2 separate regions of the Homo sapiens genome follow, and region 1 is linked to region 2. The links are chromatin loops, found by intact Hi-C in ENCODE. Cell type or tissue: endothelial cell of umbilical vein. All regions are shown on one strand. Links, peaks and the distances in the headings refer to the core of each region. The heading gives the core; the rest is flanking DNA. Region 1 overlaps GRK5 (G protein-coupled receptor kinase 5). Region 2 overlaps GRK5 (G protein-coupled receptor kinase 5).

The links. Hi-C counts contacts between places; a loop is a spot of excess contacts. Peaks named below come from ENCODE experiments on the same cell type or tissue, not always from the same donor. Only the 100,000 strongest peaks of a DNase experiment are listed, where the experiment ranks them.
Region 1: it touches region 2 in a loop (6-fold over the local background); 5 of 110 quality-filtered maps call a loop at or near these places.

Annotation. Positions count from the first base shown.
Region 1 is chr10:119,268,313-119,275,183 of GRCh38, forward strand. All of the region lies in intron 1 of GRK5 (G protein-coupled receptor kinase 5), which reads left to right. Among named protein-coding and RNA genes, the nearest start is that of GRK5-IT1, 63 kb to the left of the region's middle. RefSeq lists enhancers at 408-637, 768-1,017. In endothelial cell of umbilical vein, for the core only: a CTCF peak has its summit at 3,335; a DNase peak (open chromatin) is centred at 3,139; H3K27ac peaks cover 2,849 bases.
Region 2 is chr10:119,367,836-119,374,706 of GRCh38, forward strand. The region is part of intron 2 of GRK5 (G protein-coupled receptor kinase 5); the gene reads left to right. Among named protein-coding and RNA genes, the nearest start is that of MIR4681, 6.7 kb to the right of the region's middle. RefSeq lists an enhancer at 1,292-1,611. In endothelial cell of umbilical vein, for the core only: no CTCF peak of the experiment used is centred there; DNase peaks (open chromatin) are centred at 1,826, 2,776 and 3,266; H3K27ac peaks cover 2,819 bases.

The sequences.
Region 1 (6,871 bases), core at 946-5,945, 99 kb before region 2:
TTGCATGCAGTGTTTTCCGGTGTAAAGAGAATTCACTGCCGGAGAAGCCCCAGCTTAGCTTCCTTCTGCCCCTGGGCAGCCCCGTTGGTTTCAGCAGATGGTCCTGATGTCTGAGGACCTGCCACAGTTTGCGCCAGTCCTTCCTTTTGCTACTTTTGTTGCCCAAGACGAGGTGTGATTTAGTGGTTAAATGCCAGAATGCTGGGCTGGCTGGATTTGAACCTTACCTCCTTTGAGATTCAATTAGGATGTGACCTCCGACAGCTTAATTTCCCTGAGCCTCTGTGTTTTCATCTGTAAAATGGGTACGATAATAGGGTTGTTGAGATTTGGCAGGTGATAAATGCTGACCAAGTGTTTGCTGTTGCAGTAGTTGTTATGGCAGTTGTCGTCACTGTCCCCAATGTCATCACTATCATTCTCGTCATCTCAGGACACTGAGGAAAGGCTGAGCTAGTAATGAATAGGGTTGGACTGGTGCTGCCTCTTTAGTGCCTAAGAAACGCTACCCTGGCCCTGTCTCCAGGCCTTGATCTCAAGGTGGGATTCATCCATCATCCACCACGGCCCAGGAGCCAGCTGTCCTCACTTCTGGGGTGACTTGTGAGTAGATAACAAAGGGGGTGCCCTCACCCTGCAGCGGAGTCCCCATGGGCCTTGGGGCCCAGAGGGAGATGGTATCTGTTTCCCATGGGCTTCCTGTCACAGGCAGATGACATCTGCTCTCTGCTCAGGGTAGATTTGGGGGCCTCTGCCACTGGCTGACTGGAACTCTCTTACCTCATTCTAGACTCTTCCAGGCAGCTTTCTGTTTGTTCTCTAACAGAAACATAGAAACAAACCAGCATCTTTTCTAAACAAAGAGGGACTTTTCACAGGAAGTTTGATGACCTGACGCGTTCCCCCTGCTTGTTGAAGCACGAGCCTCTTCTCTGACAGTTAGGGTGACTTGCTGGAGAACAAACAATAGACAATAGTTGTGGCCTACTTCCCGTGAGAAGCAAGAATGGTACAGGTGGATGTTGGGAGCCCCCAAACCCATGGAAGGGGTTTCCTGAGGACGTCCTATAGTCCCTGAACATGCAGCCGAGGGTTCCTGGGGTAGCAGCACCCGTGTGGTTAGCCCTGTAATGGGCTCACATTATGAGGCTTCCGTGGGTAGGCCCTGTTCAGAGAGCTTTGCGTGCTCTCATCCTGGGGAGTCAGGGTTAGGTTTAGGGTCAAGACTGATATAATGGCCAGGCACAGTGGTTCACGCCTGTAATCTTAGCACTTTGGGAGGCCAAAGCGGGTGGATCACCTGAGGTCAGGAGTTTGAGACCAGCCTGGCCAACATGGTAAAACCCTGTCTCTACTAAAAATACAAAAAAATTAGCCGGGCATGGTGGTGTGCTCCTGTAATCCCAGCTACTTGGGAGGCTGAGGCAGGAGAATTGCTTGAACCCAGAAGGCGGAGGTTGCAGTGAGCTGAGATCGCACCACTGCACTCCAGCCTGCAAGATGGAGTGAGACTCCATCTTAAAAAAAAAAAAAAAAAAAAAAAGTTGCTGAGTTGGCTCTCCAAGCCTCTTTCTCAGAGCCACCTTGGAGGGGGCCAGCCAGCTCCAAAGCCTGGGGTGTTGGCCTTTGGGAGGGAGGGGGCCTTGTGCCAGTCCCCCACACTTTGTCTGCTCCTCCAGCCTCCTTGGAGTACCTTGAATGTACCTTCCTATTGCTGTTCCCTCTGCCCAGAGTCCCGTGCTCTCCTCTCCACATTCCTTCACTGCTCATTGGCATTCAGGGTTGGGCATAAATATTACCTTCTTGGGGGCCTGTTATTTGCATCCTAACTAGCAGGGCTCCTTTGCAGCCCACTGCCAGCCCTGCCATTCTTCATCACAGTCCTCTGTTCATCTCTTTGCCACTTGTCACCAAAATGTGTAATTGTACCTTCATTGATGTCCAGTCAGCCTTCTGTATCTGCAACTTTCACATCTGTGGATACAACTGACCGCAGATTGAAAATACTCAGAAATAAAAGGATGCTTGGGTCTGTACTGAACATGTACAAACATTTTCCTTGTCATTATTCCCTAAACAATACGTTATAGCAACTGTATACACATAGCACTTACATTGTATTAGGTATTAGAAGTAATCTAGAGATGATGTAAAGTGTATAGGAGGATATGCATGGGCTTTATACAAATACTACACCATTTTATATCAGGGACTTGAGCATCCATGGACTTTGCCATCTGAGGGGGGCACCAGAACCAATCCCCTAAGAAACCAGGGGACAATTGTTCACCTCCATGACAGGCCCATAAGCTGCTCTGTGCAGGTGCAGGTCTGTCATGCGGCCCACAGCCCTCTCTGCAGAAGACCCTCAAATGCTGGGGGAATGCACAAATTAGCTGGGGGGCAGTCTCTAGGAGATTTTCAGCAGTTTCTCCTGAGAGGTGTGAAGCTGAGAGTTAAGTAGGGTTTTGTAGGTGTAACAATAGGCATTTTCCTTCCAGCAGCTCAAACTGCAGTGTGCTTGGCACGTTAGTGCAAAGGAAAAAAACTCACTTCATTCTTAAGAAAGCTCTGGAAATTTCATCTGTGTTTGAGTGAGTTGGCATGCTGGGCCCCTGGCGGAACACAAATGTGGAATTTGAACTCTACCCTACCTCAGAGAGCAAGGCTGAAGCGATAGGATGAAATGCATTTAAATGTCATGAGTGTTATTATTAGTCGTAATCTTATCTTTGTTAATAATAATAACAGGACCCGCCTAGAAGTGACTGAATAGCAGACCGGGCTTTCGTAAGTAAGCTCACACTGTCAGATAGCACCAGGACCTGGGGTGGCGCCGGCGCCGTTAGGGAGGGAGTGTTCACCGGAAACCTGCCCGGGCCACACGTGTACAGCCACATCCTCCACGCCCTTTGGGCGCTGGTCATTCAGAGAGGCCCTCTCAGACACGCCTGGCCTCTTTAGAGGCTCTCTCATCCCCTCGAGCTGCCAACACAATCAAGGGTCTGCAGGTTTGGGAACTCCAAGGCAGTTTCTCTTTACCAAGTTCTCTGCATAGCCTTTTGCCTTCTATTGTTTGCTGTCCCAGAGACTGGCTGAAACAATGTGTTTCCTACAGATTTTGTTTGCCTGCATTGACTTCTTTGTTTAGCTCTAGTAAACAGACATTTAGCATATACAGATCTGCACACTTGACAAAGAGGAATTTGGAGCCCTGGACGGGGTGGCTGCACTGAGTCACCAGCTCCTTGAACCTGAAGACCTTGGATGGTCCGGAGCTCGTAAATGACTCACCCCATCAGTGCTGGGCTGGTGTGTGCGGGGTTTTGTCGCCACCTTTGGCAATGGAAGAGGGGAACGTGGGGCCTTTGACTCGTCAGGGAAAAACAGGTGTGTGAGCACTAGGTTGGTGACGAGGTTTAGCAGCAGGTGGACTCTGGAGCGTGACTCTGGAGTTGCCAGTCCCAGCTCCAGCACTTTGATTAGCTGTGTGACGTTGGGGAAGTTGCTTGCCTAATATGTGTGTGTTTCCTCATCTGTGAAGACAGCACTAACCTCGTAGGTACTCGGGAGGCTGAAGGAGTTCATCTGTGGAAATCATTTGGCATGATGCCTACTCTTATTCCTTGTCTGTGGGGCCCTGTTTTGTGGGCTTGCCACAGTCTCATGACTCTGCTGGGAAGAGCCTTCCTGCGGGCCCCCTTGAGCTAGGAATAGAACCTGGATTTCTGGCCCTGTAGGCTGACGCGGCCCTCCTAGATGTAGTGGTGATGCCCCGTTCAGCAGAGATGGTTCCAAATGTTCTGAACTTCTGCCTTGTATGGGACCCTGTGCCGGCTGAATCGCATGGTAGCTCAGGGCATAGATGCTAAATGGGACGGTCCTGGGTTTGCACCCTGGCCTCTGCTCTCACCAGCTGTGTGAGCTTGGATGTGTTACTTGTTACTCAGAGCTTTTCTCATGTGTAAAGCTGAGTGCATGAGGCCGGGCGTGGTGGCTCACGCCTGTAATCCCAGCACTTTAGGAGGCTGAGGTGGGCGGATCACCTGAGGTCAGGAGTTCAAGACCAGACTGGCCAACATGGTGAAACCCTGTCTCTACAAAAATACAAAAATTAGCCAGGCATGATGGCGGGTGACTATAATCCCAGCTACTCAGGAGGCTGAGGTAGGAGAATCACCTAAACCTGGGAGGCGGAGGTTGCAGTGAGCCGAGATCATGCAGTTGCACTCCAGCCTGGATGACAGAGCAAGATTCTATCTCAAAAAAAAAAAAAAAAAAGAAAGAAAGAAAGAAACAAGAAACTGAGTGGATGAGATCTCTATTTCATGGGGTCGTTGCGAGCATTAAGTGTGCTAGTGTTTGTGAAGAGCTTGGGCGGGGCCTAGCACAGAGCCCTGCATAGTAGAGGTTTTGCCCTGACCCATGAGCTGAGCATTGGAAATACCACAGAATCTGGAGTGGGGAGCAGAGGAGGTGTCATGGTCCTTAAGGCCTGACCTGTCAGATATTCACAGTTGTCTGTGTCACTTGTTCTCGCATTGATAGACCTGGAGGGACAGGGAGGCCAGCCCGTTGTGGAGGGGACTCCGCAGGCTGAGGGTTGATTCTGGCTCTGAGCAGGCTTCAAGCAGAAGCTGGCTAGCCCCTTGGCAGGGAGGTGGCAGTCCCTCTCTGACGCCTTCCAAGTCCTCCCCAGTCCTTCTAGGATTCTTTTACGGAACCAAAGATAATAGTCCCCTTTGATACCACATACAAGCCAGTCGTATTCCATGCCTCGGAATATGAACAAAACCAGACCGGCGATGGCTTAAGCCTCATTGAGAGGCCCATTTGGATAGCAGGAGATTACATGGGGTCATGAGTAGACAGAATGTGGATTTCCAGAAGGTGCCTCGGCAGCTCCACTGTAGGCATAAAGCAGGTGATTTTGAGATGTGTCCACTGGCACCTGTTCTGAGGCTGGTGGTGTCGGGGGTTGTGGTCATCACAGGTTGCATTAAAAGGGGGCTTTGATGGGGTCTTTTCCAGATGGAGCTGCTTTGTGGGATTCTGCTGCCCTGCCTTGGGATAGCAGGTCAGCAGAGGGTGAGCTCAGGAGCTGCAGGCTACGTGTGACGTTTAAAACATATTCTACATAAACTCATCCATGATCTATTCATGGTGTAATGGATGTCTGGGGCAGGGTGCTAGCTTCAGACGCTCCAGCCCAGGCTTTCTCAAGCCCTCCCAAGGTGCTGAGACATTTGGCACCCTCAGGCCACAAGTGTGGATGGGCCGCGGCTTTGACCCACAGGGGAACTCATCTCCCCAAGCTTTGTCCCCATGGGTCACCTACTTTGCAACCCTAGTTTCGTGATTTGGTTAATGGTGTTTAAGTGGCTGAGCCATGTATCTGGGGTTTTTCAGTGCCGTCACTATTATTTCTTGTTGAGATTTTTGCACAGTCTCCTTCCCTCAATCCTATGTGTTCTTTTTTTTGATGGAGTCTCGCTCTGTCACCAAGGCTGGAGTGCAGTGGTGCAGTCTCAGCTCACTGCAACCTCCATCTCCTGGGTTCAAATGATTCTCCTGCCTCAGCCTCCCAAGTAGCTGGGACTACAGGCACATGCCACCACACCTGGCTAATTTTTGTATTTTTAGTAGAGACAGGGTTTCACCATGTTGGCCAGGCTGATCTCAAACTCTGGACTTCAGTGCTCGGATTATAGGCGTCAACTACCGCGCCTGGCCTATGTATTCTTTTAAACTTCAGCTCATTAGAGCTGGGTTTGTGTCATAAGTGAGAGAGCCCTGAGGTGCTTGGTTTGAAGCAAAGCTTGGTTAGCCATCAGCATCTGATTGGAGACTGGTCCCAACCCACCCATGCCGCTGAGGAGGGGACATGGGTGCTGGCCAGCACCGAGATTAGAACACTGACCCGGTGACATGGGAGACTGTGGTTTCCCTCATGGTACAGAAACATAAACCATACTTGTTTTTGAGATGTCTGACCCTGACAAGACTGGGAAATAGAGCTAGCGACTGATAAGTGTTCAGGGGTGGGGCTGCATGTGGGCATTGTAGGAAAAGCGCACTGGCGAGAGGCGTACAGAGGGATCCCAGGCGTTAGCTTCCATTCCCAGCTTCTGTAGGGCACTTACCTGTGCTTCCTTCAGAAGGTGACCAACCAGTGAACTCTGCATGTTACCTTGGCCTTGTATAGGGTGGCTGGGTCGTCAGAAACCTGGGAGGCTCTGGACAGTTGACTTTACTTGGCTGTTCTTTGGTGTTTGTTCCATTCAGTGATGCTGCTGTGCCTCTTGAGGTGCAGGTGCAGGCTGGGTATTTCTCCCTCTAGACTGTTGCCCACAGCTGGAGGCAAAGGGAGTCCATTCATTTTTGCCTGTTGAATGAAGTTAGAGTTTTCGGTTTCTCTGTCCCCTTAGCTGAGGGGCTTTCACATCCTTTAAGAGAGCTGGCGCCCTCTGGGTGGAACACTGATCGGGAAGTCAGCACCCAGGGGTTCCAGCCTTGGTTCCACCTCTCACTGGGTGGCCTGGGGCACTTGTGGCCTGTAAGTACCTATTGTTATGAGAGAGTTGCTGTGCAAACAAAGACCCTTTTAGTTTAAACCTTCTTGGAGACAGCAATTTTGCAAAGCAGTAAGAACCTGGGATTTGAATTATGGTTTAGCCACAAGCTAGCTTCCTAAGCACTCAGCTTCCTCACCTGTAAAATGAGCTCATGATAGACCCAGCCTCTCTGGGTTTGGGGAAGATTGAGAGCATGCAGGCCCAGGAGCATGGTTCCTGGCACATGGGCTCAGCTTCGTAGGTGGTGGCTCCTCTATTACTACCCTCATGAGTGTGATGGTTTTATTACCACCAGA
Region 2 (6,871 bases), core at 625-5,624:
GGACTTTCAGGAGACCATCAGTTGCCTCCACCTTCCGAGGCATTCATTTCTCCAGCTGCTTTTGGCCAGCACAGCCGTGATCCTCGCTAGACCCCGGCCAGTGGCCCAGGAAGAAGCCAGGCGCCTCGGCAGGGCCAGGGCAGGAAGAGCCAGGTCTGCCTGGAAGCTGCTATTTGCCTTGGTCCCTGGCTTGCCCAGCCGTTTCCTGGCCCGGCCCTCCGTGGCTTTTGCTTGATTAGCTCATAGCTCCAGGGGAAGCCAGACCCCGGGCCCTGGAAGGCAAGATGGGCCCCCAGTCCTCCCTGGCAGGCCAGGGCAGCGTGCAGGAAGGATGGGCTGGGCATTGCCATGTGAAGTCAACCTGAAATGCACTTGGGAGAGACTGAGGCACTGAGCGGAAGTAAAGACTCCCAGATTTCCTGAAATGAAAGCCAGGGCTCCTTGGCGCCCCTCAGAGCCCCAGGCCTCTGCGAAATGCTGCCTTTAAACTCATGCTTGTGTTGCTCCAGCCGTATTGCCACGTCGCAGGTGCGGGGTGGTGCTGGGGGCGGGGGATGGCAGCTGGGTGGGTTTAAAGATCCCCAGCAGTGGTGAACCCTCCTTGGGGCTCTGACGCTGGAGAAAGGCCCCATGCCCTGTGATGTCTCCATTCCCACCAGGCTCACAGCCCCACTGTGAAGCTACCGAAATGGGAGGCATTTAAGCCCCCCTTGTTCATCAGCCCTATTTTGTAAAAGGGGAAACCAAGGTCCAGAGAGAAGAATGATGGGTCAGAGGTCATGCAGGGTCAGACGTGGAGCTGGACACAAAGCCCAATCTCCTAGCCCCAGTCCCATGCACCGATGTGCTTTCTCGAAAGGGGCATGCCAGGCAGGGCCCCTGGGCTCAGACCGCCTCACTTCTGGGGGCTCTGGGCTTACTGTGCTGCAGCTCTGAGCAGCAGGCAGCCTGGCCCAGCCTTGCCTCCGCCCAGGGACCTGAGCCCAGGGAGCCATGCTGACCCTTTCGTTGCCTTGGACAGAAGCCACCTTAGGCACAGCCCTCATCATCTACTTGGTTCAGGGAGGCCTTCACTTCTGGCAGAGCATCAGGAGAACGTGGGCTGGAGATATATACTCCCCAGTTTGGAAGCGTGTGGCCTCCCTGTCACAGTGATCTGTTTGTTGGTTTGTTCAATCATTCATTCATTTTAGATAAACACCTGTGCTCCTGCCTGGGCCGGGCACTGATCCAGGTGGTGGGGATAAAATGGTGAACTGGACCTTACAGTTAATGCAGTGTTGGAATCACCTAGGGAGCTTTTTAAGAAAATACTGACGCCCTGGAGATTTGATGCAGTCGGTCTGGGTGTGGCCTAGGAGTTTCACTTTCTAAAACTGCATGTATCTGGATGAAATTTCTTTACAAGGAGAAAAAAGGTTGTAGAAAGAATGTCCTTCTAAGTGGATGGTGTCCCAGGTGCTTTTAGGCGGAGCACAGGTGAGGAAAGGCCCTGGGTGTTCAAGACACAAACAGTGGTCATCACTGACCAAGGCTGTCCCAGGTGCCCCGTCCCGGCTCACTGGAAGGTCCCGCCACAGGCCACGCAGGGTAAAACAAACCCGAAGTTCTTCTGAGCAGCTGCGCATTCCCCAGGCCCCGCACGGAAAGGAGAGCTGTCTGGCAGTCACAGTTCTTTGCTTTCCAGGCTCTTCCTGATCTCAGTGATTTTGCAGCTGTGCTTTTAGGAGAGCTGTTTTCCCCTCATTTGTAAAAACTCAAAAATATGGAAAAATAGAAACAACCACAGGTCACGCATGGGTGTGTTTCCTTTTTGCCCCGGCTCTTAAAGCACCAGCACTGCTGATGCGCCAGGTGCCTTTTCTGCGGACGCCTCTTTGGTGTCCCCAGGCTAGCACAAAAGTGGAGGTTGCAGTCAGCCTGCCGGGCTTCCGGGCAGAGGAGAGGGCTCAGAGCACAGTGCTTTGGACCTTCTTTCCGATATGCCAGGCCCCTTCCAGCGACTGCCTGTCCAGCATCAGGATCTACCTGCCAAGTGGTCCTGCCGTTCCCTCAGTCCACCCCCACCCCTGACCCTCCGTTTACCCAGCCAGTTCTTTGCCCATTCCCACTGCAAGGAGATATCTAAATTGTTTGCCTTTTTTGTCCTTGGTGATAGAGGTCACTGCCGGACTCTGGCAGCTCCATTACTGCTCATGGTGATGGTATAGTCCATGTCCTGTCCATCTCAGCCCCCAGCCCTTCCCCAGACTCCTGGATACCTCCCTGACTGCATCTGATGGGTTCAAGCCAGAGACCTGGACCCTCATCAGAGAGGCAGGGGCCCGCACAAGCACCCTTCCACCCACCCTTTTCTTCCTTCCACAGACCCACAGCCTAGAGCCTTCTTTCCTCCCCACTGTCCCCGCCACACTTCCCCTGCCTGGCAGCCCAGGCCCAGACACCCTGCGATTCAGTGGTTTCACATGTGGCTTCTCCAAGTGCCACCAAACTTTGTGAGACTTGGGCTTAATAATTTCGATCCCACAGAAACATGTGACAAGCACAAGACATTCCGTAAAACTAGAGCCCAGAACGAGAGGGACGAATGGCACAGGAAGATGGCAGGGCTTGGTTTGGGTGTGTTTGTGTGACACACCATATGTCATTTTTTATTCACACAAAAACATCTTTCTTGAAGTAATAGAAGGCCACTCAGCTGTTGCTAACCACATACCAAATGTTTCCTTTTTCCTCTCCTGCGCCTTCCAAGGGGCGGGCTGGGAAGCTCTGCTGTTATCCGTGATGCCATCTCGCCTTTCAAACGTCAGAGAGCTTTTTCCTCGGAGCAAACGCCCGATTGTTTTTTCCAGCTTTGGCAGGAATTTTTAAGAGAAAGCTGTTTTCGAATCACTTCTCTGTTTATTGTTTCAAACCTGAAATACGGCAGAGTAGAGGGCTGGCAGCCTCTGTCTGATCCTCTCTCCCCATGTCCATTTCCTAAATTGCATTAGGATCTATCAGGGACCCCCTTCTCTGCCACAGCCCCCCGTAACCTGGTATTTTGGGAAAATGAAGTTAAATAAAATAAAATAAACCTTCAGTTGGTGGAGAGATGGTTCCAGGCATCCCTTTGGACACCCCCCTCCTTCCACCCCCCCGCCCCACTCCAGCCTCACAACCTTTACAATCAACATGTGGTTTCATTTCCAAGAGCCCCAGTGTTAGCATTTCCATTTCCTCAGGAAGCCGCGTTCCGTCCTTGCTCTTACTTCTGAAATTGAACGTGTGTTTTCCTTGGCCCGAGCTCTAGGAGTGCCTGGGGCAACAATGCACACAGTCCCAAGCAGGTTTCAGTGGGGTGGACAGCCCTCCCCGCACCCGGGCTGCAGCTTCTCCCCGCTCCCCGTCCCCAGGGATGGCCGCCCACTCTCCCCTAGCCCGGTGGGAGGGCCTGGCTGTGCTCGGGCCCCGTGGCCATCCGAGGGAAGCTGGGCCGCCCTCACTGCCTGTGTCCTCGCCACCTCCTATTGGGAAACTCTGGTTGCCCTCCAAGAGTCCACATACTGCAGGCTCTTAATTAAGAAAGTATGTTCCCATTTCATGTCACTCGAAAAGAATGAAAACAGTGACAGCATTTATTTATCTTAACTATCAATATCATTCCTGTTTCTCAGTCCGCTGGGGGTATGAGTCTTGAAGGAATTGACTGGGTTATGAGATTTGAACCTCGGGCATGTGCTGGTGGGACACATGTGGCCTGCTTCCGAGAAGGAGCCTTGAAGGAAGAGCAAGCAGGCTGGCATGGCCCTGCCCTGCCCTGCCCTCCCGGAGCTCAGGGCCGAAGGGCTCGGTGACAGTGGGGAACTCCTGCCTGCTTTGGTGCTAATGGAGAGTCAAGGTTCCTTTTTCACCAGCTACCTCCTATCTCCTTTCTCAGTCATCGGAGAAGTAAAACCCATCATTTCCTGAGTCTGATAGAGGAGATAGGATCTGTCCAGTGGCTGCTGTTTCTGTGGCACCTACTGTGTGCTGAGGCTGGGCCAGGTGCTCACATGCGTTGTTGCCAATCCCCGGCAGCAACCAGCTAACTCTGATGGCCTCAGGTAAAGGGACTTGCCCAAGACCACACAGCCATCCAGAGTTGCTCCACTGTGGAGACACTATTGCCATTTGGAGCAGAATAATTATGTGTGGCAGGGAGCTGTCCTGTGCATTGTGGGGTATTTAGCACATCCCTGGCCTCCACCCACTAATCAGTAGTAACCTCACAGTTGTGATAACACAAAATGTCTACAGACATTGCCAAAATTTCCCGCTGCTGAAAACCTCTGAGCTAGGGGATGGAGGTAGGATTCAGACCCAAGCCTGTGCTTGTTCGCCACCCTGTGCTAGCTCTGAAGAAGTCCTCACCCAAGCAAGGCAACCCTGCTTGCCTTTAGGATCCAGGCAGCGTGGTAGTGCTTTGGTGTTTCTGAACTATGTACTAATCAGCTATAGATATAGGCATTCTAGAATATTCATGAGGATCCAACTTCGTGGTGGAGGCTGAGGACAGAAGTTCTTTAATAGTACTGCCCCATCTTGCTGTGGTGTCCTGACAGTGTAGCACTTTACTGCAAAGCCTTTGCATATAGGTTTTCATTTTGAGTCTTCCAGATACTCATTATATCTGAAGGCTTATTACTCAGCACCAATAAATTGCAAGGGACTGAAACCCAACTCAAACTAACTTAAGGGTTAGAGGAAGTCTGTTGGTTTATGTGACTGAAAAGTCCAGGGGTAAATCTCATAGCTTCAGGTATGGCTGGATCCAGGTCTCAAACATCATCAGGACACTATTTATTATTCTACTTTCTACAGTTTTGATTTCATTCTCTGACAGGTTCTTTCTATATGGCCACAAGATAGCCACCAGCAACTCCAGGCTTACATGGTCCTAAGAGTTAAAGGCTTCAAATAAAGAAAAAGTAACTTTCCTTAGAGTGCCAAAAAATGTTCAAGTAAAGACTCAGATTGGTAAGGCCTGGGCCCTGTGCTCATCTCCGAGCTTGGTGTTGGCCTCACCCAAAGAATTATTATAGGGGAAGGGATGACTCTCCAAAGAAAGGAATACAAGACCTTGTGTTTCTAGAGCAGTTCAAAGTGTGGTTCGTGGACTGATTTTACTGGTCTGTGATAAGTACAGAGATGCTTAGAAACACTCATAGCAATTCGTTGTGGCTGTAGCATCCAGGTGTGTGATCAGTGGACTCATCTTGTGGAACAGGTGATAAAGCAGTTGGCTGTTGTCAGACTCACGTGGAAAGTTGGGAACAATGGAGATTTACAAAAGTATCAGTCCGTGATGGATTGGAAATTTAAAAAACTGGTTCTTTTCCATAGATAGCTGGAAAAGCACTGCTTTAAACTGGAGAGTATGTTAAAACACAGATTTCTGGGCCCTACCAGTGGAATTCTGATTCAGTCAGTAGGTGATATGGTTTGGCTATGTCCCCACCTAAATCTCATGTTGAATTGTAGCTCCCATAATTCCCACATGTGTGGGAGGGACCTGTTGGGAGGTAATTGAATCATGGGGATGGGTCTTTCCCATGCTGTTCTCATGATAGTGAATAAGTCTCACAAGATCTAATGGTTTTATAAAGGGGAGTTCCCTTGCAAACGCTCTGTCTTGCCTGCCACCATGTAAGACGTCCCTTGCTCTTCTGTCATGATTGTGAGGCCTCCCCAGTCACGTGGAACTGTGAGTCAAGTGAACCTCTTTCCTTTATAAATTACCCAGTCAGGTATGTCTTTATTAGCAGCATGAGAACAGACTAATATAGTAGGTCTGAAGTGGGGTGGGGGGAATGAGAATCTGCATTTTCAGTAGGCTCCCAGGTGGAATATTTTGAGAGTTACTGAAATGTGACACAGACAGGAAGTTCGCACATGCTGTTGGGGAAATGAAAATGGTGCGGATAGACTTGCTCGACACGGGGTTGCCACAAACCTTCAATTCATATAAAAAATGCAATATCTGCAAAAGACAATAAAGTGAAGTGCAATAATACGAGTGTGCCTGCGTAGTCTGCGGAGGCTTTCACTACAACAGCGAGCTGAATCGTTGTGAAAGAGACCATATGGCCCTCAAACTACTACCATATGGCTAGTAGTAAATATCTCCCACTAGCCCTTTACAGAAAAGTTTGCCTACCCTTGCCTTAGAACCAGGGGGTGAGATGCGAGATCAGGAATCCCTATTGAGGTTGGATGGAAACAGTTTTTGGAATCCTGGTTGAAACTGACCTCCAAGGTTGATCTTGGAATCTGGTCTAAGTCCCTGTAATCATCTGCATTTGTGAAGCTGGCATGCCAAGAAGGTTTGCAGGTTGAGAAGGGGCTTAGAGGTTATTATTCGAACCCCCTTATTTTATGGATGAGGAAACTGAGACCAAGAAAGGGGAAGTGACTTGTCCAAGGTTACACAGAGAATTGATGGCAGAGCTGAGACCGACCCCTGCCCAGTGCTCATCCACTGTGGTGTCCTTGGCAACAGGCCTGGGGTGTGGTATCTTTAGTGGCTTACAATGAGAATAGGCTAAGAGGCAAGCGAGGTCTCTCCCAAGCACCCAAACCTCACCAGGTGAAGGTGGTGAGGACAGGGGCCCCTTGGCTTGCTGTGCCCTCTGTTGGTTGACGTACCCTCTGTTGGCTGACAACTTGGCAAGTGTGAGCCCTGTCCTGGGAAGGGCAGAGTTGGAAGTGAGTTGGCTGTGCCCAGGCCCCCAAGACGTGTGTTGCTTATTGTATGTGCATGTGTCTTAGCATGTGGATTTTCAGCCAGTTACATTCATTACCAAGGAAGTGTACTTGCTGGTACAGTTTGGATATTTGTCCCTGCCTAAGT